3 separate regions of the Homo sapiens genome follow, and all the other regions are linked to region 1. Evidence: chromatin loops called from intact Hi-C (ENCODE). Cell type or tissue: endothelial cell of umbilical vein. All regions are shown on one strand.

Region 1 (8,000 bases):
TTTTAGTTAATCTATTCCTTAAAAAGTGTGTATTCTTTATTTTCGCTATATTAAGCATTTAATATACAATAGTTTGTTCATTAATTCTCCCCACCGCAACTACTGAAATGTAATAAGTACATTAATAAGACTGCCAAGACCCAAACTTACCCTAATTAACGTTGACATTATTACTTAGACAACATAACACATTTATTTCATTAGGTCTGCTGCCAGGTAACAAAAAGCTGTACTTTGTAACAACTGGATATACCATAAGAAGCCAGGATCAAAAGTAAATACAAATTGCTGGTTTTTATAACTTTAAAATATTTGCTATTTCCTTCCTTTTTGTGGCAACACTTCCCTTTGAGCAACCCACGTTTCATATATGCTACATTTTTTCTTAGGAAACATAACAAACATGGTTCTGCCAGAAGGAAGAATGGTGAGTTTTCAAGATTCCACCCAAGCTGGAAAGTATTTTTTTAAAACATGTGCAACTGGCAGGAAAAAGAACATGGAAGAGTCTTCTCAGAAGCACCCCACCTACTTATCTTTCAAGTGCATCTCAGAAGCCTTTAGTGACTATTGCCCCCACATAAAACTAACCCCCCCCAACTGGTTTCCTCAAGCATACTCAGATCACAGCAACCTTGGCAAGTTATGCTGCCTATTGTTTCACACAGCGGTTTCTTCCTGCAGTGTAAGCCCCCTAAAGGCAGGGGTGTTTCTTATGTTCAGCTTTGTATCTCTAGCTCAGCACCATGCTTGAACATTGTTAAGTGGCTCTATTAATATTTTTTAAATGTGTTAGTGAATGGATGAAAAATGTTAGTGCACCTATTTAAATCACATTATTATGAAACAGTGAGATCTGCAGATCTGCTTTTTAAGCACATAACTTATGATAAGTAGGATAAAATTTAAATTGCAAACCATAATTAAGGAGAAAAAAACTACCACCACCACACAACCAATAACGAGTCAAGGTCTGAGTTCTGAGCACCTAAAGAGGCAGGCTTGTTAGCAAGAAATATTTCTATCACTAAACAGATATTCATGCATCATAAAACAAAGCATGCCTCTTTGAAGCCTAAAGAATATGGCAAGACCGGGCCCAGTGGCTCACGCCTGTAATCCCAGCACTTTGGGAGGCCGAGGCAGGAGGATCACTTGAGATCAGGAGTTCGAGACCAGCCTGGCCAACATGGTGAAACCCCGTCCCTACTGAAAATACAAAAATTGGCCGAGCATGGTTGCGAGCGCCTGTAATTCCAGCTACTCAGGAGGTTGAGGCCAGAGAACCATTTGAACCTGGGAAGTGGAGGTTGCAGTGAGCCGACTTACACCGCTGCACTCCAGCCTGGACTATAGAGTGAGACTCTGTCTCAGGAGAAAAAAATATATGTATATAAATATATATATAAAAATATATAAATATATATAAATATATAAATATTTATATATTTATATACATATATATGGCAAATATACCCAGAAAGGAACAGGAGGGGTGGTGCACTTTGGTGTCCGCAAAAAATACAGCTTAAAAAGCATCTACCTCAAGTATAAGATCTACCATGACTTTCTAAAGAATTAAAAAAAAATTTTTCCCATACCTCCATCTGACGCCCTTGTCAGTTTAATCTTTCCATTCAATCCCACCCTCTGGCTGTTACCAAAATGCCATAGGCTAGTATTGCAAACACAGTCCACTACAGTCACCTGTAATTTAGGCGAATAACAGAACTTCCTTCACTATTGACTATTATGAAAGGTTTGAGAGATGACTAGCCTGGGATCATCTGTTCCCTGCTGGGAGGAGGTCTGAAAAATTCATAGGCAGGGGAGAATGGGAAGGTAAGTTAAAACAAACCAGGTAAAAAGAAATCCACTTTAAATAAAGCTGCATTTGGAAGTGTACAACAATTCTCTCAAGAGCCTCCAGAAAGGCTGCCTTTGGTTCCGCAGAGCTCCACAACCGCACAACCTGCTCTGTTATAAACTGGACAGCACGCAGCACCTTGCTTAACTAACTCTAAAAATAAAGCCCTCTCGTTTAGCTCACTAAACTGTTACCCCATATTCCCTAAAAGCTGTCATTACGATCAAAATGTCTGCAGCCTTTACAACTAAAAATGTGGAAACTTGTGTTGCATCCTTTTAAAAACTCCATCTGCTGCGGGGAGCCAGTGCACATCTACCCATCTATTTGAGTATATGCGAATCTTGCCCTTATCTAGAATATCCTATTTCCCATCCATATGCCTGGCTCTAGCAAAATAAGGACCCTCAATGGCGCTTCTTTACTGCTTCTCAAGAAACCTCCATGTTCTGACCTGACTACTCCTGGAAACACAGCAGCCCCTCCTCAAACCTTTCTTTCTGCCTAACCTGCAGCTTCCAGAACGCACTACGGGGCTTCGCTTCTGCTACTTTCGCACTTACTTCCTCCGCCGGCAGCCTTTTTCCCACCTCTCACATCTAACAACGTACCTTCAAGACTCAACATAAGCATGACCTCCTCTCTCAAGAGAGGTCCTTCCAGACCCCACTTGCGTTTCTCAAATCAACCCGGGCCTGGGTTTTCACGCCTGCTTTCCCAGAAACCAAACTCCTGCAAGCAGGGGCAGAACCTCATTCCACCTGCATTCTCCGATCATTACACATTCTCGGGGCAAGAGGCGAAGCTCAAAGACTGCCTGGGGTCGGACGTGAGCGCTGAAACACCGCTCAAACTGCACGAGCCGAGGCGACGCCGGGGTTAGGGCTGCATTCCTGTCCCGGGCAGCTCCGGAGTCTGAGAAACGCCAACGTCTGCACTCCCAGTTCTGAGACCCCGGGAGGAACCGGCTCCGAGCCCCAGAGAGGGGCAACCGTGCAGGGCCAGGGGGGACACGCTACGGGCTACTCGGTTCTGGTGACCAGACAATTTCGTCAGGATGCGGTGCACGAGACGGAGAAGAAACGCTCTTCAGCACCAAACAGCCCGAGGCAGACATGAGGAGGAGGAGGAGGAAGGGAAGAGGGAGAAGGTCAGGGCCAGGGTCACCAGAGGCGGCGGCGGGCGGAGGGTACCGGGCCGCAGCCGCGTGGAGAGACCAGCGCCCGCCGCGGGGACTGAGACCCTCGGAGGCTCCGGCTGCGCTGGCCCGGCCTCCGCCCCTCGCGACGGGCCTAAAGCCGCGGGCTTGCGTCTAGCGCCTCCCGGGAAGGCGCGCCCGCCTCAGGTCCCGCCAGGCCACCCACCCGGGGCCGCCGGGGCGCCACTTACCCGGCCCGCCCGGCCGACTCTGCCCATGAGCCGCGCCGGCGGCAGAGCGGAGCCGGGCGGCACTCCGCGGAAACCCGCCAGCGGCAGGAGGCCTCGGCGGCGCCCACCCTTCGCTGAGTCCTCAGGGCGCTCGGCGGCGCGGGGTCAGGGAGCGCGGGCTGCCGGGAGAGCGCGCCCGCGCCTGCGCCCCGCCTGCGCCTGCGCCTGCTTCGGCCTCTGCGCCTGCGCCGAGGGCGCCTTGCCGCACTGCCCCCTGCCCGCGGGAGGACCGCACTGCACGCTCCCCTCCGCCGGCGTCTTCTTACCATCAAGAGGTGTCGCCCTGGCGCACATTTTCGAAATTCCACAAGGCTTGGGGAGCGCGGCAGCGCCCCCAGATGGTGAGGAGGAGAAGTGGTCCGAGGCCGGGCTTTCTGATAGGGGAGGTGGGGGAAGTCCCTCCAGGCCCCTCGATCTCATTCATTCAAAGCCACTCCTATATAAGCAAAAAGTTGAAAATAAGTCTGCATAGGCCAGATGCTGCAAAAGGATGGCAAGGAGCACGAGGTTAAGCGTAAGATTATGGAAACAGATGCCGCGATTAGGGGTACAGAAAAGAATGTCAATGCTATAAAGCCTCGGTCTTTAAAAACGACGTCGCTGACAGAAGCAGGGAGGGAAAGGGAAAGTGGGACTTCGGGTAAATATGATTTTTACATCTGTAATTAATTGGGTGTCAAATAGAGTTCAAGCCGATAAATCAAATAGTAGAGATTTAAGCAGACGTCTTAGTCCGAAGGAGTATACCAAGAAAGTTACTATAATCCATTAAAATCCAGTCATTAAGAAAACGGGAAAAGGGGGAAAAAAGAAATACAGTGGAGAGACAAAAGACAATCTAAAGAAATAGAGGATTAAGGACGTCATGGGATGGTATGATTCTGAGGGTAACCCAGAACAAAACTACAAAGCTTTCAAATAATCCACACATACATGCACCCACACATACATGCATGCACACACACACACACACACACAAAACCACAGCAAAAAAAATATATATATAGGGAAATATTTTAAAAAGTTACAAAACAGAAAGCGTAACCAAACTATATGACAGAACAAGACCAAATGTCTCACAAGAAGAAATATAGACCTAAGCTTACCTACTAAAAAACTACAATCTCAGATAGGAGCACAAACCATCATGCAACTCAGTGTTGTATACAAGAAAGTGCTAACGTTATTCTGAGTTTGAAAATACAAGATTGGAAAAGATATACCAGGAATATGCAAAAAAATTAAAAAAATCAGGAATCACAAACCGCTTACTACAAAGTTGATTTCAGGGCAAAAAGCATTAAGTAAGATTAAGAAGGACATTTTATAATCTTGAGGAGCACAATTCACAATCAAGAAAAAAATAGGAAAAATAGGAAAATCTTTGCACCAAATCACATAATCTCATTATTCATAGCAAACACTGTAGGAGTGAGTGAATAGACAGAAATAATTGGCACACTCCTTGCCAGACGAAGAGTACAAAAAGTAAATGGGGATTGAGAAGACCTAAAAATACAATTCCTATGATAGATCTAATATATCAAACACTGTCCCCTAAATAGACATTACATCTTTTCCAGTGTCTAAGGAATATTCACAACAATTAGTCATATTTTAAACCACAGAGAAAAATCTTAACATAGTCCAATAAGTAGAATCATATCGGTAATATTATCTGCAGCAATTCAATAAAAGTAGAAATTAATGAAAAAACAGAAAATAAAACATGCCTACCCCTTGAAAATTTTTAAATGCTTAAATAACACTTGGACTAAAAAGGAAAACAAAATCAAAATAACATAATATCTAGAAAAGTATGAAAATGACATACTCATGGGATTTAGCTCAGAGAGTACTAAGAGGAAAATTCATGGTTTTAAGTTTTTGTATCAATTAAAAACTTGGAAAAAGCTAAATGAATTAAGCACTTGTGCAAGAAACTGGAAATAAAATAAAAATGTGAGAAGCAGAAGGACGTACTTGGTCAATAAAAGAAGCAGAAAGTAATAGCGTGTAAACAGAAAAAGGAAGAAGGGCAAAGATAGAAGGTGTCTAGACTGGGTCTCTCCCCACCCCGTGATCAAAGCACCGGTGGGGGTGCAAAAGCCCTGATTAGGAGGTCCAGAGCTGCAGGACTTCCTCCAGGTTGAACCTGCTGTCTACCTGTACTCCCTAATCTGCTTGGCGTCTCCACTCTGCAGTCTGAGACCACTCCTTCCTCCCTTTTTGGTTGAAAATTTGTGCCTTTGTTCCCAAATCATTCCATCATACATACACAAGTAACTTTTTGGTTTACAGACCATAGATGCAATCACATCCATTGTTTAGGAATTTTCTAGTTTAACTTCCAGGAGGAAAACTGCCTTACTTCATTTCCTAGTACGTGAGCAGTCTCATGCTTGCCTCCATTTCCTGTCAATAGTAACAAATATCATCTTTATTTTATGCACCGAGAATCCAAAGCTTAACCCAATGGGGGAACAGAACCCAGGCCATGCAACTATCAGAAAGCGCACACAAAACGGTGGAGCTTTAGAAGAGGGACAAGACAGACGCGCTGGAGCGCCCCCTCGGGGCTGCAGAGCAAACATCGGTAGTGACTCCTGCGTAAACAAGTCGTGTGATCTGCTCCAGCTGTGCTCAGCGCCTGGCAGGAGGCTGGCAGGCAGCAGATGGTAGAATTCATCGGAAACTGGGAATTAGCAGGGCAGATGTTCCAGGAAGAAAGAAGATAAGGGCGGTGTTTGGGCTGGCAGGAAAGGCTGGGTGAAATGCTACAGTATGCAGCATGGATGGAACCGGGGGACCCCGAAACAGGAAAAGAAAGGGGTGTGGGCCCTGGAGGGAAGACAAGCTAGTTAAGACAATTTGATCAGATTATAATTTGATCAAAAACAAGTATTCCCAAGGATTCTGTGTGTAGGGATGCTTTCGGTGCACCGTGGAGAATGATTTTTGTCTCCTTTTTTGTATCTTTTTTTTTTTTTTTTTTTTTGAGACGGAGTCTTGCTCTTGTCACCCAGGCTGGAGTGCAATGGAGTAATCTCAGCTCACTGCAACCTCCGCCTCCCGGGTTCAAGCGATTCTCCTGCCTCAGCTTCCTAAGTAGCTGGGATTACAGGTGCCCGCCACCATGCCCGGCTACTTTTTGTATTTTTAGTAGAGACGGGGTTTCACCATGTTGGCCAGGCTGGTCTCGAACTCCTGACCTCCGGTGATCCGCCCACCTCGGCCTCCCAAAGTGCTGGGATTACAGGCATGTATATCTCTAAGCAGCTTCGGCCATTTCAGAAATCTTTCCTTCCTTCCTTCCTTCCTTCCTTCCTTCTTTCCTTCTTTCCTTCTTTCCTTCTTTCCTTCTTTCCTTCTTTCCTTCTTTCCTTCTTTCTTTCTTTCTTTCTTTCTTTCTTTCTTTCTTTCTTTCTTTCTTTTTCTTTCGATGGAGTCTCTCTCTTGTTGCCCAGGCTGGAGTGCGATGGTATGATCTGGGCTCACTGCAACCTCCACCTCCTGGGTTCGAGCAATTCTCCTGCCTCAACCTCCTGAGTAGGTGGGATTACAGACGCCTGCCACCACGCCCTGCTAATTTTTGTAGTTTTGGTAGAGATGATATTTCACCATGTTGGCCAGGCTGGTCTCAAACTCCTGACCTCAAGTGATCCACCCGCCTTGGCCTCCCAAAGTGCTGGGATTACAGGTGTGAGCCACCATGCCCGGCCCATCTCACAGATTTTTTAAAGTTTTTTCACTTTTTTTGTCTTTCTAAATCATTCTCTACAGTTATTCCTGCTCTGTAAGGTTTCTAATAGTAAAAATATAGGAACAAACTAGCGAACAATAACAACTTAGGGAAATTCAATTATGTTGAGAGACAAATAATTTACATGGAAGGATCCCATTTTTGTTTTAAAAATTTATAAATATATACAAAGTATCTATAAGGTATTTGCCAATATGGCTGGCTCCAGATAGGGATTATCAGGATTCTTTATTTAAATTTTTTTGCTTGTTTGCCTTTTTTATCTCTGAGTAATATGCTTGCATTGCTTTTGTAATAAAAATAATGAAAGAAGGCTGGGCGCGGTGGCTCACGTTTATAATCCCAGCACTTTGGGAGGCCAAGGTGGGTGGATCACTTGAGGCCAGGAGTTCCACACCGGCCTGGCCAACATGGTGAAACTCCGTCTCTACTAAAAATACAAAAATTAGCCGGGCATGGTGGTGGGCGCTTATAATCCCAGCTACTCAGGAGGCTGAGGAAGGAGATTCGCTCAGACCTGGGAGGCAGAGGTTGCAGTAAGCTGAGATCTCACCACTGTACTCCAGCCTGGGCTACAGAGTGAGACTGTCTCAAAAAAGAGAAAAATAAAAATAAAAATATAATGAAGGAGATCATCAATTTTTAAAGTACATAGAATTTTCTGAAATTTTTAAAGTTTTAATTCATCTTCCACCTAATTGGTGTCTGTTCTGCTTGTTTGAAAATATTTTCATACATTTTTAAATTGCATTGATTAGTTGAAAACTAATCTTTTCAATAAGAAATTTACTTTTTTAAAAACATAACTTTTGTGTGCAATTTATGGCTTTCATATGCATATTTTTTATTTTGATATAGTTTTGAGACAGGGTCTCACTCTGTCACCCAGGCTGGAGTGCAGTGGCATAATCACTGCTCACTGCAGCCCCGAAATCCCAGGCT
Region 2 (8,000 bases), 140 kb after region 1:
TCTCTACAAAAAATACAAAAAGTTAGCTGGGCGTGGTTGTCTGCAGAGGCTGCAGCAAGCCAGCATCACACCACTGCACTCCAGCCTGGGAGACAGAGCAAGAACCTGTCTCAGAAAAAAAAAAAAAAAAAAAGAAGAATTGGTAAATTTGATGAGTGTAATTACTTGGTCATTTGGTGAATTGATTCTTTCCATAAACTTGTTTTTTGCAAATGGGTTATTAGTTAGATTTGCCATTTGACAAATTGGCTGTTAGCAAATTATTGTCAGTGAATTGACCCCCATCCTGCCTTATTTTAGCTCTCACTCCAGGGAGCTCACACTGCTTACCTTAAAATGGCCTAAAGAGCTGCTGCTCCTCCGGAGGGACATTTCACCAGCCCTGGTAGAAGGTGCCGGCCAGATGCCCAGGGCATCAGCACCCAGGCAGCTCCAGACAGGCCAGCCACGTATGACCAGTGTCCTGCCTCGCCTGTGCTTGTCATTCGGGAGCTGATTGATTTGTGTATTTCTTTATTTATTTCACACATACTAAGTGCTAAGAACTGTTTTTAAAAGCTTCATGAATATTAAATCACTTTTTTCAAGATGATCAACTCTGGTTTGGCTAGGCTCCCAGTCACTCTCTCCTTCTCTTGTTCCTGCCATTTGAATGGCTTTTTGGCAGAGGACTGGCAAAGCGTGGGGTGATGGCAGGGTGGCGTAAGTTGCTCCAACAGCACTTGGTGAGTCTTTGGTGGATGGGGAGGTTGGAAATACCTGGAGAGGATTTATTCTCATCATATTGTCCTGGTTGGTCTTGAACTTCTGGGCTCAAGCGATCCTCCCACGACAGCCTCCTAAAGTGCTAGGATTACAGGCATGCGCCACCACACCTGGCCCCTAGATAGGATTTAATACACTCGGTAGAGGTAGGCATTCTAGGTTCTCTCCATCTCTGAGGACTAAGTGCTCTCTGTCTGACTCCCGTGGCAGGGCCTCTGTCTGCTCCTGCCATCCCCGCAGTGCTGGACATACATGCTCAGTGGGAAGCGTCTGTTGATTTGAGGGCAACCCCCTCCTCTTTTCAAAACCTATGAACCACCTGCTTTGCAGGCAAACTCCCCCGCTGGCCAGCGTTGAAATGGAAGCCATGGAGGCTCTGCCGGTGACTTGGGGGACCAGCAGCAGAGATGAAGACTTGGAAAACTGCTCTCACCACCTATGAAACTCGGGGAAACCAGCCCAGCTAAGTCCGGAGTGAAGGAGCCTCTCTGCTTTAGCTAAAGACGACTGAGAAGAGGTGCAAGGAAGCGGGCTCCAGGAGCAAGCTCACCAGGCCTCTCAGAAGTCCCAGCAGGATCTCACGGACTGCCGGGTCGGCGCCTCCTGCGCGAGGGAGCAGGTTCTCCGCATTCCCATGGGCACCACCTGCCTGCCTGTCGTGCCTTGGACCCAGGGCCCAGCTTCCCAGGAGAGACCAAAGGCTTCTGAGCAGGATTTTTATTTCATTACAGTGTGAGCTGCCTGGAATACATGTGGTAATGAAATAAAAACCCTGCCCCGAATCTTCCGTCCCTCATCCTAACTTTCAGTTCACAGAGAAAAGTGACATACCCAAAGCTCTCTGTCAATTACAAGGCTTCTCCTGGCGTGGGAGACGTCTACAGGGAAGACACCAGCGTTTGGGCTTCTAACCACCCTGTCTCCAGCTGCTCTGCACACATGGACAGGGACCTGGGAAAGGTGGGAGAGATGCTGAGCCCAGCGAATCCTCTCCATTGAAGGATTCAGGAAGAAGAAAACTCAACTCAGTGCCATTTTACGAATATATGCGTTTATATTTATACTTCCTTGTCTATTATATCTATACATTATATATTATTTGTATTTTGACATTGTACCTTGTATAAACAAAATAAAACATCTATTTTCAATATTTTTAAAATGCATTAAGAGAATCACCAAGGAGAAATGTTCCACATAAAGGAGGAGAAAGAGTAGGAAGGCAGAGTCCAAGGTGACTGAGTTCAGGTGTTCTTTCCAGAAGGAGAAAAAGCCTTGCCTAAAGCTGGCTCCGGTCACAGTTTTGGGGAATTTCCCACAATTCCATGTGAGGAGAAGCAGCATTATCTAATCCACACAGTGGCAAGTCTGGGCTCAGCTCCCCAGTGGTATACACATCGTCTCTTCCCTTCTTCTTCTCTTACTTTCTTTGCTGTTTTTGACATTTATTTCTAAAATCATGGGCCTAACCCCACCTCCTCATTTTATAGATGAGAAATTGAGGACTGGAGAAATTGTTCTGCCTGCAGCCATGAAGCTTGGTTAATGCCAGAGCTGGATCAGAGCAGGAGCTGGGACACTGGGCGCAGTGACTCACACCTGTGATCCCAGCACTTCAGGAGGCCGAGGCAGGAGGATTGATCGAGCCCAGGAGTTCAAGAACACCCTGGGCAACATAGTGAGACCCCATCTCTATAAAAAAAATTTTTTTCTTGAAGCAGTCTTGCTCTGTCACCCAGGCTGGAGTGCAATGGCGAGATCTCAGCTCACTGCAGCCTCTGCCTTCCAGGTTCAAGCAATTCTACCTCAGCCTCCCAAGTAGCTGGAACTACAGGCATGTGCCGCCACACCCTGCTAATATTTATATTTTCTTAGTAGAGATAGGGTTTTGCTATGTTGGCCAGACTGGTCTCAAACTCCTAATCTCAAGTGATTCACTCACCTCGGCCTCCTAAAGTACTGGGATTACAGGCGTGAGCCACGGCGCCCAGCCAAAATTTTTTTAAAAAACAAAAGTAATAAGAAGTGTAGGTGGGGCGGGAGGGGAGCAGTCCTGGCTGAAAACCAGCCACCAACTGCCCCTTGTACAGCCAGGGGGAAGAGGGAGCCACTGTGAGCATTTGGGAGATGGGGCATGGGCATAGTGCCCAATCCACATGTCATCAGACATTCTCAAAGTGCCATTTTTCACTGACTTCTTTTTTTGTGGGGGAGGGGACAGAGTCTCACTGTGTCACCCAGGCTGGAGTGCAGTGATGCAATCTTGGCTCACTGCAACCTCCGCCTCAAGCAATTCTCATGCCTCAGCCTCTGGAGTAGCTGGGACTACAGGCACAGGCACACACCACAACACCTGGCTAATATTTTTTTTTTTTTTTTTTTTTTTTTTTTTTTTGAGACTGAGTCTTGCTCTGTCGCCCAGGCTGGAGTGCAGTGGCACAATCTCGGCTCACTGCAAGCTCCGCCTCCTGGGTCCATGCCATTCTCCTGCCTCAGCCTTCCCGAGTAGCTGGGACTACAGGTGCCCACCACCATGCCCGCCTAATTTTTTGTATTTTTAGTAGAGCCAGGGTTTTGCCATGATGGCCAGGATGGTCTCTTGAACTTGTGAGCCCAAGCAGTCTGCCTGCCTCGGCCTCCCAAAGTGCTGGGATTACAGGCATGAGCCACCACACCTGACCATTTTTTTCACCGATATCTGCCTGCCTTCAGCTTAGATGCCTTCATCAAAATCAGAGGAGGCTTCTCCACGTGGCTGCTTGGGCTTCCTCACAGCACGGTGGGCTCAGGCTAGTCACACTGGCTGAAAGAACATAGAAACTGCCAGGCCCCTGACAGGCTGGTCCAGACACTGGCACGCATCACTTTTGTGGCATTCTATCCGTCGAAGCGAGTCACAAGGCTGGCCCAGGTTCAAGCGGCCAGGAATGATGAAAGGGAAGGAAGGAATCAACACAGGTCCTTTGGCACCCATCCACTGTACCTTTCAGGGCCATCAGGAAGTGCAATTGCCTTTCAGTCCTCAGCACTCAGTAAATGCCAGCAAATATTTGGGTGAATGAATGGGCAGAATGACCAGGAGGTCAGCATCTGCCAGGTGCTGGGAAGAGTCCGTCCTTTTTTATTTTTATGTTGAAATGGAAAGAGTACACAGAACTCTGAAGGGTGATGGGAGCACCGTATTCTAAATCTCAGCATCACACAATATACCCGTGTAACAACCTGTACATGTTCTCCTGAGTCCAAAATAAAAAAAGAAAGTTCTATAGCTGTGAGGCCTTCAGTCCCCACGTCTTCAGCTGCCACAAGTCTAAATGATTCACATCTCCTCCTCTTCTCTCCTTCCCTGCCCTACACATTTGCCTTGAAGAAAAAGGATTACTCTTCACCTTTTATATTTTGCCTTGATTTTTCTTGATCAAGAAATAAGACTTTTTTTTTGAGACAGAGTCTTGCTCTGCTGTCCAGGCTGGAGTGCAATGGTGCAATCTCAGCTCACTGCAACCTCCACCTCCTGGGTTCAAGTGATCCTCCTGCCTCAGCCTCCCAAGTAGCTGGGATTACAAGCGTACACCACCACACCTGGCTAATTTTTGTATTTTTGGCAGAGACAGTGTTTCACCATGTTGGCCAGGCTGGTCTCGAACTCCTGACCTCAGGTGATCCAACCGCCTCAGCCTCCAAAGTGCTGGGATTACAGGCTTGAGCCACCGTGCCTGGCAAGAAATAAGACTCTTAACTCCCCCCACCACTTTTTTAAAACCACTTACGTTCTTTATTCCCTTGTATAGATGCAGATTTCCATTTTCTTCCTGCCTAACTTTTTAAAATATATCTTGTGGTGTGACTTTCCCCGTTTAAACCCTTCTTCAGACATTAGGAAGTGGGAGAGCAGGGATCAAAAGACACCCTGTTTCTCACTGCTCACCCCCCTGTTCCCCAAGGACTTCTTCCTCTTGGCTGAGGCTGCCACCTCCTGGCTTGGAATTTCACAGCACAGAGCGGACTCCCCGAGTACTGCGGGTTTGTCTCACCCCAGGGCTGTGCTCCTTGCAGGCAGGACCAGCCCGACCCAAATCACAGCCTCCCCCACCTCACACTGCTAGGCACTAATCAGAACTCAATGTGTGCATATTTTAGGTAATATTAGGCACTATATTACCGGGGGATTTAATTGACACTTTACTTCCCTAAGTGACTGTAAATCCACCCATTCTAGTGGTGCTGTTCTTAGCTATTCAGGATGAAACACCTCCTCCTCTCCTGAAACCGTCCGTCCCTCATCCTGACTTGCAGCTCACAGAGAAAAGTGACATACCTGAGGCTCTCTGTCAATTACAAGGCTCCTCCTGGCGTGGGAGATGTCTATAGGGAAGACACCAGCGTTTGGGCTCCTCCCAATGACCCTGTCTCCAGCTGTGCTGCACGCACTGACAGGGAGCCGGAAAAGGTGGAGGAGATGCTAAGCCCAGTGAATCCTCTCCATCGAAGGATTCAGGAAGAAGAAAACTCATCTCAGCGCCATTTTACATATATATGCATTTATACTTCCTTGTCTGTTATATCTACACATTATATATGATTTGTATTTTGACATTGTGCCTTGTATAAACAAAATAAAATATATATTTTCAATATTTTAAAATGCATTAAAAGAATCACCAAGGATGGCCGGGCAGGGTGGCTCATGCCTGTAATCCCAGTACTTTGGGAGGCCGAGGCGGGTGGATCACCTGAGGTCAGGAAATTGAGACCAGCCTGGCCAACATGGTGAAACCCCATCTCTACTAAAAACACAAAAATTAGCCTGGCGTGGTGGTGAGCGTCTGTAATCCCAGCTATTTGGGAGGCTGAGGCAGGAGAATCACTTGAACTCTGGGGGTGGAGGTTGCAGTGAGCCGAGATCATACCCCTGCACTCCAGCCTGAGAGACGCAGCGAGACTCCAATTCAAAAAAAAAAAAAAAATCACCAAGGAGAAATGTTCCACACAAAGGAGGAGAAAGAATGGGAATGCAGAATTCCACTGGGGCTCCTCCATCCTGTTGGGGTGCCTCATCACCCACTGACACAGACGGGCTGACCTCCCCTCTCCCTGCTCTCCCCACGCGTGGGCACCTGGCCTGGGCGTGGCCTCCAGGGCCTCTCAGCTAGACTACAAAGCTGTTGAATACAGAGAATGAAGAGCACAGAACTCACAGGGCAGTGGCCAGCAGTGGCCTCAGAAGCTCTGACTGGCTGCTGGGCCTCCTGTTCTGGGCTCTCCAGGCGTCTTTAGGTCCTAACCATATTCCAAACCTAAGCCTCCCATTTTCCGGGATTCTATGAGCCCCTCGTATCTTTCCAATACATTTTTTTTTCTTTATAACAGATTCTGTTTTCATTACTTGTCACTGAAAAGTTCCTAGCTGATATGAAATTCGGTACCAGGAGTGGGTATTGCAAATTATGGAGAAGAGGGGAGATAAGGAGTGTCTGCGGCTGGTTATCTGCCTTAGGGACGAGAGAAAAGAGTGAATGTTCTGATGATATGCAGAGACAGGAATGGAGCGGCCCAGGGAATTCGGTAATTAGTTCGCCAGGAGGTGCCTGGGATGTCATGCCTGCTGCAAGCCTGGCTCTCAGAGACTATGTTGCGTCCATCCTGAAATCGTATGGATATGAGAAATCTGAGCCCATAGTGGGTAGCTGCTTTTAATGTCACTGAAAAACTTAGAGAATAAGAAGTTCAAATCTCTAAAGTCTGAATTCAAGCCACAGGCTGAAACCTAAAGACTGCCTAGAACAACGCGGAATTTCATTCCTTACAGATGCGAGGCCAGGATATCTGAAAACCCATCTTAAGAGTCTGAGCCTTTGGCTGGGCGCCGTGGCTCATGCCTGTAATCCAAACACTTTGGGAGGCCGAGGCAGGTGGATCGCTTGAGTCCAGGAGTTCAAGACCAGCCCAAACAACATGGCGAAACCCCTGTCTCTACAAAAAATACAAAAATTAGCCAGTTGTGGTGGCATGTGCCTGTAGTCCCAGCTACTCAAGAGGCTGAGGTGGGAGAACTGCTTGAGCCCAGGAGGTAGCAGTGAGCCGAGATCATGCCACAGCACTCCAGCCTGGATGACAGAGGAGACACAGTCTCCAAAAAAAAACAACAGTCTAAGCCGTCAAGTTGTTGGAAGAACATTAGCTGAATCCATGGCCCCAGCAGGTTTCCCAGCTGAAGGGAGAGCACTGATTGGAGAAGGGCGAGGTTCCTGTACTGGATTAAAAATGTAGGGGGACATTTGGAGGACTCACAGGATCCCCCACCCTCCCTTGTCCTCAGAAGCAGCCCTCTGTTCTGCCTGACAATGCTGCAACATTGCCTCCTGCTCGAGGGGGGCATCTTGCAAAAGGAAGTCTGTTCTGCTGACAATTTCCTCCCCCTGTCCCATTCTGCATGGGGAGAAAACTTTGCTGAGAATCCCAATCAGACCCTCAGGATCCCAGGAATCAGCCTGTTCCGTGGAAACAAGAGCTCCCCAAGGCTGGGCCGGGCCCTGCTGCAAGCACCTCCACCCCCACGTCCCACCTGCGGCCTCCTCACAGGCCAAGCCCGTAGCCAATGCCCAATGCCCCTGTCCTTCCTTCACAGTCTCCTACATCCAACTCACCTTCCAGAACCAGATCAAGTTTACCTTCTCCAGGAGCCTCTGTTGTTTCAGTTTTGGAGGGTTTTTTTTTTTGAGACAGAGTCTCGCTCTGTCGCTCAGGCTGGAGTGCAGTGGCACGATCTCCACTCACTGCAACCTCCGCCTCCCGAGTTCAAGCGATTCTCCTGCCTCAGCTTCCTGAGTAGCTGGGACTACAGGTGCGTGCCACCATGCCCAGCTAATTTTTATATTTTTGATAGAGACAGGGTTTCGCCATGTTGTCCAGGCTGATCTGGAACTCCTGATCTCAAGTGATCCACCCGCCTTGGCCTCCCATAGTGCTGGGACTACAGGCGTGAGCCACCATGCCCAGCCCCGGAGCCTTGGCTAATGACTCAGTTGTACAAAATCATTTGCCTCTGAGCCTTCATAACACTTATTATCGGTGCTATTCATGTGGCATCTGCAAAATACTATCTTTGTGCAGTGGAAAGAAGATAGAACTTAAAAGCCTGAGTGTCGAGCATCCATTCTACCCTTTGCTGAGCATCCATTCTACCCTTTGCTGGCCCTGTCACTTGGAGACACTACACACACGGACATTGCCTC
Region 3 (8,000 bases), 190 kb before region 1:
CAATCGTACCATCAAGGCGCTATCCGCCCAAAGGAGGAAGACGGATGGTCTACATATCCAAATAAAATAAGGCGGCAAGTACTACATACAGCTTAATAAAGGACTATGTCACCACAGAGGGAAAAATCCAATTCCTTCTGCCTGGTAGACGTGAGGCAGTTATCCTGGAGGAAGAGACGCCAGCACTGGGTCTTGATTGATGAAGAGAATGTCTCCAGAGAAGGGGTTTTAGGTAGAAGGGGCAGCTGAGCAAAGATGTCACAGCTCAAAGGTAACGAGCCAGGTGTGTCCGCTGTGTGACACGGACAGCGTGGAAAGCCCTGGAACCCTGTCTCCCAAAGCTATCCGGTCCTATCTGCCTATTGATGTCCTGCCCACCTGCAAAGCTCTGAGTCTTCCAAGAGGCCTTCCTTCACAGCCTTTCCTACACACACAGCATGCAGCCAGGGTCAGGCCAATGTCTAATTAATCCCCAGAACCCAGCAGAGAGTAGCCCAGCACCTTCCGCATAGGAGTGCCTTGAGAAGTCAAGATCAATGACTCCAGCCTCATTTATGTAATGGTAAATAGCACTGGTCTTTGTCAAATGGCTGGAAATTTTGTTCACCTCCTGGTGTCCCCGGAGCTAGTTAATGGTTAGTTTCTGATTGCCGCCTCATGCTGTCTGGCGGGAGGTTCTGAGTGACTCAGGGCTCTGCTGACATTCCAGGAGGTCACCGGAGAGACGGAGAGACATTCCCCCAAACGTGACCCCAGGCACACAGACAGCAAACACAGCAGGAAGCAGGAAAAGAGCCTTTCTCTCTTCTAAGTGCTCATACATCAACCAAAGAACCAAGATCCTTGTTGTTCCTCCAGATGAATTTATAATATGATGAACAGGAAAAATAAAATCTGCTCAGCCCATTTTTATAAGAGCAGATGCCCTTTCCCAAGGTTGATAGAAACCCGATTGGCGGCACAGAAAAGAACATTTCAGTCCTTCCAAATTTCTAAAAATATGCATACGATGTTAGATAGTTGACCACTAATGTTCCTAAGATAATAACACTAAGAAAGACTTGTTATTTAAAAAAGAAGTCAGTTGAGACATTTTAAAAATTCACATTTACATGACTTAAAAATTTAACCATGCATGAATATAGACTATATAAATGATATGTCCTCATTGGAGGGATAAAAGCATTCAGAATAAAAGCCATAATAAGTTAGTAGCTATTGCATTATTATGATCTTATGCACATCAATGATCTATTCATAGTAATCATCACAACTGAAGGTTAGTGAGCAATTGCTGTGTGGCAGACACCACACTCAGGGCTTCATGCATTTCCTCAGTGAATTCTCGCCGCAGCCCTATAACAGCAGTCCTGTTCCTATCTCGTTTTACAGATAAGGAGCAGAGGCCTCTGCATGGGACCTCTCAGGGAGAAAGTAACAAAGTCAGGCCTAGCATTCGAGTCTGTCTAAGTCTAAAACCTATGATTTTACCACCCACCACACTGTCTCCTTAAATGGCTCCTATGTGTCTATTCATTCCTTAAACGAGCATTTATTGAGCATCTGCATGCAAGCACTAGGCTAAGTCCTAGAGGATAGAAATGTGTACAAAAGTCTGCCCTCCGCAAACCTCTGCTCTAGAAGTTAGTATCCACTTTAGCTTTAAAATGGCTATGCAGATGGCTATTTTATTCCAAATAACCTCAAACTGGAAACAACCCAAATGGTCTTCAGGGGATAACTGGTTAAAAATCAACAGTGGCTGGCCAGGCACGGTGGCTCACGCCTGTAATCTCAGTACTTTGGGAGGCCGAGGTGGGCAGATCATGAGGTCAGGAGTTCAAGACCAGCCTGAACAACATGGTGAAACCCCGTCTCTACTAAAAATTACAAAAATTAGCTGGCTGTGGTGGTGCGTGCCTGTAATCCCAGCTACTCGGGAGGCTGCAGCAGGAGAATTGTTTGAACCAGGGAGTTGGAGGTTGCAGTGACCCAAGATCGTGCCACTGCACTCCAGCCTGGCAGCAAGACTCCCTCTTAAAAACAACAACAACAACAAAAAAAAATCAACAATGGCTGACCCAAACCACAGAATACCACTCACTAATAAAAAAGAACAAACTAGCCGGGCACTGCGGCTCACGCCTGTAATCCCAGCACTTTGGGAGGCCGAGGCAGGCGGATCACAAGGTCAAGAGATCGAGACCATCCTGGCAAACATGGCGAAACCCCGTCTCTACTAAAAATACAAAAATTAGGTGGGTGTGGTGGTACATGCCTGTAGTCCCAGCTACTCAGGAGGCTGAGGCAGGAGAATGGTGTGAACTCAGGAGGCAGAGGTCACAGTGAGCCAGAGATGGTGCCACTGCACTCCAGCTTGATGACAGAGCAAGACTCCATGTCAAAAAAAAAAAAAACTATTAATACAGAAATGACTTGGATGGATCTCAAAGGAATCCTTCTGAATGAAGAAGTCCACTAGCAGGTTACATGCTGTATTAGTCCATTCTCACACTGCTATAAAGAAATACCTGAGACTGGGTAATTTATGAAGAAAAGAGGTTTCATTGGCTCATAGTTCCTTAGGCTGTACAGAAAGCGTGGTGCTGGCATCTGCTCAGCTTCTAGGGAGGCCTCAGGAAACTTACAATCATGGCAGAAGGCAAAGGGGAAGCAGGCACATCTTACATGGCCAGAGCAGGAGGGAGGTGCGGGGGCAGGGATATGCCACACACTTTTAAACAGACAGATCTTGCAAGAACTCTGTTGTGAGCACAGCACAAGGGAAATGATGTAAACCATTAGAAACCACCCCCACGGCCGGGTGTGGTGGCTCACACCTGTAATCCCAGCACTTCGGGAGGCCAAGGCAGGTGGATCACTTGAGGACAGGAGTTCAAGACCAGCCTGGCCAACATGGTGAAACCCTGTCTCTACTAAAAATACAAAAATTAGCTGGGCGTGTTGGTGTGCACCTGTAATCCCAGCTACTCAGGAGAATCGCTGGAACCCAGGAGGCGGAGGTTGCAGTGAGTCCAGATCGCGCCACTGCACTCCAGCCTGGGTGAAAGAGCGATACTCTGTCTCAAAAAAAAAGAAAAGAAAAGAAAAAGAAAAAAGAAAGAAAGAAAGAAAAAGAAACCATCCCCATGATCCAATCACCTTCTACCAGGCCCCACCTGCAGCACTGGGGATTACATTTCAACATGAGATCTGGGCGGGGACACAGATCCAAACTGTATCACATACAATATGATTCCATTTATGCAACATTCTGAAATGACAAAATTACAGCAATGGGGAACAGGTTAGTGGTTGCCAGCAGGTGGGGAGGAGAAAGGAGGGAAGGTGACTTGAGGCTCTAGAGGGGTAGCATGAGGGAGCCTCCTGGTGATGGAGCAAAATCAAGATATATCTTGATTTGGGTGATGGTTATAAGAATCCACACATGTGATAAACCTGCCTACAACTACACACACACACACACACACACACACACAAATACATATAAAATGGGAAATCTAGGTAGGTTCTGTGACCCAATCTCAATATCATGGTTGTGATATTGTACTGTAGCTATGTAAGATGTCACATTGGGAGAAACTGAGGGAAGGGGACAAGGACCTTCCTGCACACTTTTTGTTTGCATCATCCTTGAATCTATAATTATGTCAATTTTTTTTTAATTGAATTACTCCTCAAGTTTTTTCCTTTATTGGAGGCTATTTAACCCCACTTGCAGCTGCAACATCTCAGCTGTTGCCCAGAGAAAGCGAAGTTCATTGGTACTTGGCCGACCCCAAATTGGAGTTATTGTAGCTAGTAGTTAGATAAGGCCAGCAATTAATCTGTAACTATCCTGTCTGCAGCTAAATGATAGTCTCCCATACAGAGATTTCTCTTTTTGGCATTTTTTGGTTTGTTTCTTGGGATTTTTTTTTTTTCTGAAGCATGGCCCTTTTATGAAATAGATCCATAAACACATTTTCCACTTTCATACATTTGCTAAGTTATGATCTAAAATATTTTTATGACACATACATATAAATAAACAACAACCCCTCCCATTCTAGGCCATGTTTCTGTTTGAAGAATTATCCCATTTGTTATCCTATTTCTATAGCATGCCACCCATGAACCTGATTCAAAGGCCAAAATCCCACAAAATAAAGATAGCATTTGGCTGATAATCCACTCCAAGCAAACAAAGCCTTCTCTTGGGTCAGTAGAAGTTTTGGTTCTGTTTTTACCAAAAATCCTCTCATTCCCTAAAGACAGACTCTGTCTTTACGCAGTCTATTTGTCAAATACAAGGTGCCATGAATTGGGAGACATCTTGATTTCAAGCATGAAATAGCAAGCATATTTCGAGGAATGAGATACTCCAGCATGAAGAAAGCCTGTCTCCGAATGGGTGGGCTGCAGAGGGAGCACCACCCTCCACATGGAGAAAGCATAACCCCTGCGTGTATTTGAAGAGCCATATACCCCTTAAGCCATTAAAAAAAAAATGTTTCATTCTTGATGATGTAATCCTCTCTATGAAAAATACAAAAATTAGCCGGGCGTGGTGGCCCATGCCTGTAATCCCAGCTACTCAGGAGGCTGAGGCAGGAGAATCCCGGGAAGCGGAGGTTGCAGTGAGCCAAGATCGCACCACTACACTCCAGCCTGGGTGACAGAACGTGACTCCATCTCAAAAAAAGAAAAAAACCCACAAGATCCAAACCAAGGTTTCCCTTTTGCACAATAAGAACGCGTGTGGGGAACAATTGTGTGGTTCTTTGCACTGCCCAGATGAGCTCATGAGAAAATTCCCAGCAAGAGCAGCGCCTGGGTGATGGCGGTGAGTCACCGGCAGAGGCCTGACTCCATCACAAGGCTGGGGACAGCGTTCCCGGCATGCAGTGTCAGCTACTTCCTGGCATGGAGTGTCAGCTACTTCCTGTCTGAGTCAGGCGCAGGCCCCGAGGGTGGCTCCGCTGAGGGAACTGGCACCTTCTCCACACACCTCCTTCGCCGAGTCACAGACAAGCTATGCAGAGAAATCTACCGGAGCCACGGCAAGGCTCTGGAAGAGGACAGAGAAGGGAGCAGCTTCCAGAGGCCACATCGGTTTGTCGCCATGACAACAGAGGGGCGGGGCCGTGACCACCTGCCCCTGGCACAAGGCCCCCAAGTGCCGAAGGGTCACTGAGTCTTAAGCAAAGAGCAAGAGGCATCAGCCTCATGGGACAATCCACCCAGAGTCGCCTAACCACAGACCCCAAAAGTCCCCTAGTGGACACCACCCAGTCCAGGAACAGATCAAATTCAAGAATATGTAAACTTGGGTGGGAAAAAAAATCTTTTCCTCCACTAGCCAGGAACTAATATTTAGCATTTTCATTATGAAGATAGGCAGCATACCACATGAGCAGCCTCTGTGTCGGTCACCAGTAAAAATCATAATATGTTCATGGCACATGATGGTTATTGCAGTTTTGTTTTTTGTTTTTTTTTTGAGACAGAGTCTGGCTCTGTCACCCAACCTGGAGTGCAGTGGTACCATCACAGCTCACTGCAACCTCGACCACCCGGGCTCGAGGGATCCTCCCACCTCAGCCTCCAAGTTGCTCGGACTATAGGCGTGTGCCACCACACCCAGCTAATTCTTTTTAGATGGGGTCTCACTATGTTGCCCTGGCTAGTCTCAAACTTCCGGGCTTAAGCAATTCTCCTACATCAGCCTCCCAAAGTGCTGGGGTTACAGGCATGAGCCACCACACCCAGCCTGTTGCAGATGTCTTGAAAGAGTATTTACCCTTCATCTCTACTGTGAAATTACGGTTGTTTTCAGACTTGCCACTATTGAATGCATTATTAAAGTGGTACATATATTTCTACATCGTAAATGTTTATATTTGGCATTTTGATATCAGTATTTCAAGAGTTCTCTCCTTCGTAATCCAAAGTGTGTTATTTTTTAAATGTAAACATTATTCTAAGAAGGGGCTCAGGATCAACCCTGGAGGACCAGAGGGGCTACAGCACACACAAAAAAGCTTCAGTACACTGTATTAGTGTGCTGAGGATGTCGCAACAAAGTACTTCAGATGGAGGGACTTACACAACAGTTTTTTAATTTTTTTTTTTTTTAGAGATAGGATCTCGCTCTGTCACCTAGGCTGGAGTACAGTGCTGCAATCATAGCCCACTGCAGCCTTGACCTCCTGGGCTCAAGCGGTCTTCCCCTTCAGCCTTCCAACTAACTGGGACCACAGGTAAGTGCCACCAGGCTCAGCTATTTTATTTTTTGTAGAGACAGGTCTCCCCATGCTGCCCAGGCTGGTCTCAGTCTCCTGGGCTCAAGTGATCCTCCTGCCTCAGCTTCCCAAAGTGCTGAGATTATGGGAATGAGCTGTCGCACCGGCCCACAACAAAAATTTATTTTCTCCTGATTCTGGAAGGTGGGAGTCCAAGATCAAGGTGTCGGCAGGACTGGGTCCTTTGAGGCTGCGGGAAGGAGCTATCCAGGTGTCTGTCCTTGACCTGTAGTCAGCTGTCTTCACTCCCTCTTCTCATCACCTTCTCTCTGCATGTGCCTGTCTCCAAATTTCCCTTTTTTATAAGGACATCAGCCATACTGGATTAAGGCCCATCCTAATGACCTCATTTTAACTTGATGGCCTCTGGAAAGACTTTTCTCCAAATAAGGTCACACCCTGAGGTGCTGGCGAGTAGGACTCCAACGTGCTGTTTTTGGCAGGGATGCAATTCAGTCCTTAACATACTCCAGTCCAATCTCCATGCTTTCCTTAGAGAACCCTCAAGCCCAGAGTGACTGACAGAACTGTCAACAGAACACAGGTTTCCCGACAGCCCCCTCAAGGTTTGAAGGGCTTTATACACTGTAAAGGGCCGTGCGATTGTAGGTTGCATGGCGGCGGGGATCCCTTAAAGAGCAGGCGTTCTCGGGAAGGCAACGCTTTTCACCCACGGGTGGCAAGCTCCTCGGGCCCCAGAAGAGGAACGGGGAAAACTCCAGGCCTCATTTTTGTTTGTTTTACTTTTGGTGGGCAGCTGCTTCTAGTCACATCTCTAATTTCACGGCCATCATGAGAATATGGATCACATCTGTGAGGTGGGCCCAGCAAACCCCGTCTCTACTGAAAATACAAAAAAATTAGCCGCACGTGGTGGCAGACACCTGTAATCCCAGCTACTTGGGAGGCTGAGACAGGAGAATTGCTTGAACCCGGGAGGCAGAGGTTGTCGTGAGCTGAAATCATGCCACTGCACTCCAGCCTGGGCAACAGAGTGAGGCTCCACTTCAAAAAAAAAAAAAAAAAAAAAAGCCTGCAATCTCAGCCCCACTCACTGCACAGGAGACATGTGAACACTTTAGGAGAATGGGAAGTATTTTCTTTTCCTTTATTTTCCTCTGAGACTTTCTCTATAAATCAAGCCCTCAGGCCTATTGTCCAAATCTGAAATAAAGCCTGCCTCCTCCATCTGACCCTGTTCTCAAGAGACCTGAAATGAAATCTTCCCACATAGCCCTTGGCATGCACAGATCCAGGATATGGAACAGGGCTGACGGAAACTCATGAAAGCACAGCGCGGCTGGGGCCCAGGTCGACCTATTTCTTTTTTCTTTTTTTTGAGACAGAGTCTCCCTCTGTCACCCAGGCTGGAGTTCAATGGCACGATCTGGGCTCACTGGAACCTCTGCCTCCCGGGTTCAAACAATTCTCCTGCCTCAGCCTCCCAAGTAGCTGGGATTACAGGCACCCACCACCATGCCCAGCTAAAATTTTTGTATTTTTAGTAGAGACGGGGTTCACCATGTTGGCCAGGCTGGTCTCAAACTCCTGACCTCAGGTGATCCGCCCGCCTCGGCCTCCCAAAGTGCTAGGATTACAGGCATGAGCCACCGTGCCCAGCCAGACTGACGTATTTCAACACGTTGGCCAGAATGCATAAATCCAAGGCATCATTCAGGGTTTAGTTAAGAAACC

The links. A loop is a pair of places that touch in the nucleus more often than their neighbours do. Peaks named below come from ENCODE experiments on the same cell type or tissue, not always from the same donor. Only the 100,000 strongest peaks of a DNase experiment are listed, where the experiment ranks them.
Region 2: a loop joins it to region 1, with 5 times the contacts of the local background. A loop is called at or near these places in 42 of 110 quality-filtered maps.
Region 3: a loop joins it to region 1, with 11 times the contacts of the local background. A loop is called at or near these places in 2 of 110 quality-filtered maps.

What each region holds. Positions count from the first base shown.
Region 1 is chr10:6,084,450-6,092,449 of GRCh38, reverse strand. RBM17 (RNA binding motif protein 17) reads right to left here and starts at 3,416. Exons shown (of 12, transcript NM_032905.5): 1 at 3,257-3,416. RefSeq lists silencers at 2,685-2,744, 3,015-3,104, 3,115-3,554 and enhancers at 1,920-2,758, 3,715-3,764. In endothelial cell of umbilical vein, CTCF peaks have their summits at 3,572 and 5,863 (motif pointing left); DNase peaks (open chromatin) are centred at 599, 2,549, 3,539 and 5,859; H3K4me3 peaks cover 1,564 bases; H3K27ac peaks cover 2,064 bases.
Region 2 is chr10:5,946,302-5,954,301 of GRCh38, reverse strand. IL15RA (interleukin 15 receptor subunit alpha) reads left to right here. Exons shown (of 7, transcript NM_002189.4): 7 at 1,096-1,918. The coding sequence ends at 1,207. Among named protein-coding and RNA genes, the nearest start is that of IL15RA, 27 kb to the left of the region's middle. In endothelial cell of umbilical vein, a CTCF peak has its summit at 4,735 (motif pointing left); a DNase peak (open chromatin) is centred at 4,721; H3K27ac peaks cover 818 bases.
Region 3 is chr10:6,272,339-6,280,338 of GRCh38, reverse strand. It overlaps a transcript of PFKFB3 not described here. Among named protein-coding and RNA genes, the nearest start is that of LINC02649, 50 kb to the left of the region's middle. RefSeq lists enhancers at 539-833, 266-1,020, 4,645-5,084, 5,235-5,344. In endothelial cell of umbilical vein, no CTCF peak of the experiment used is centred here; a DNase peak (open chromatin) is centred at 4,878; H3K4me3 peaks cover 325 bases; H3K27ac peaks cover 1,672 bases.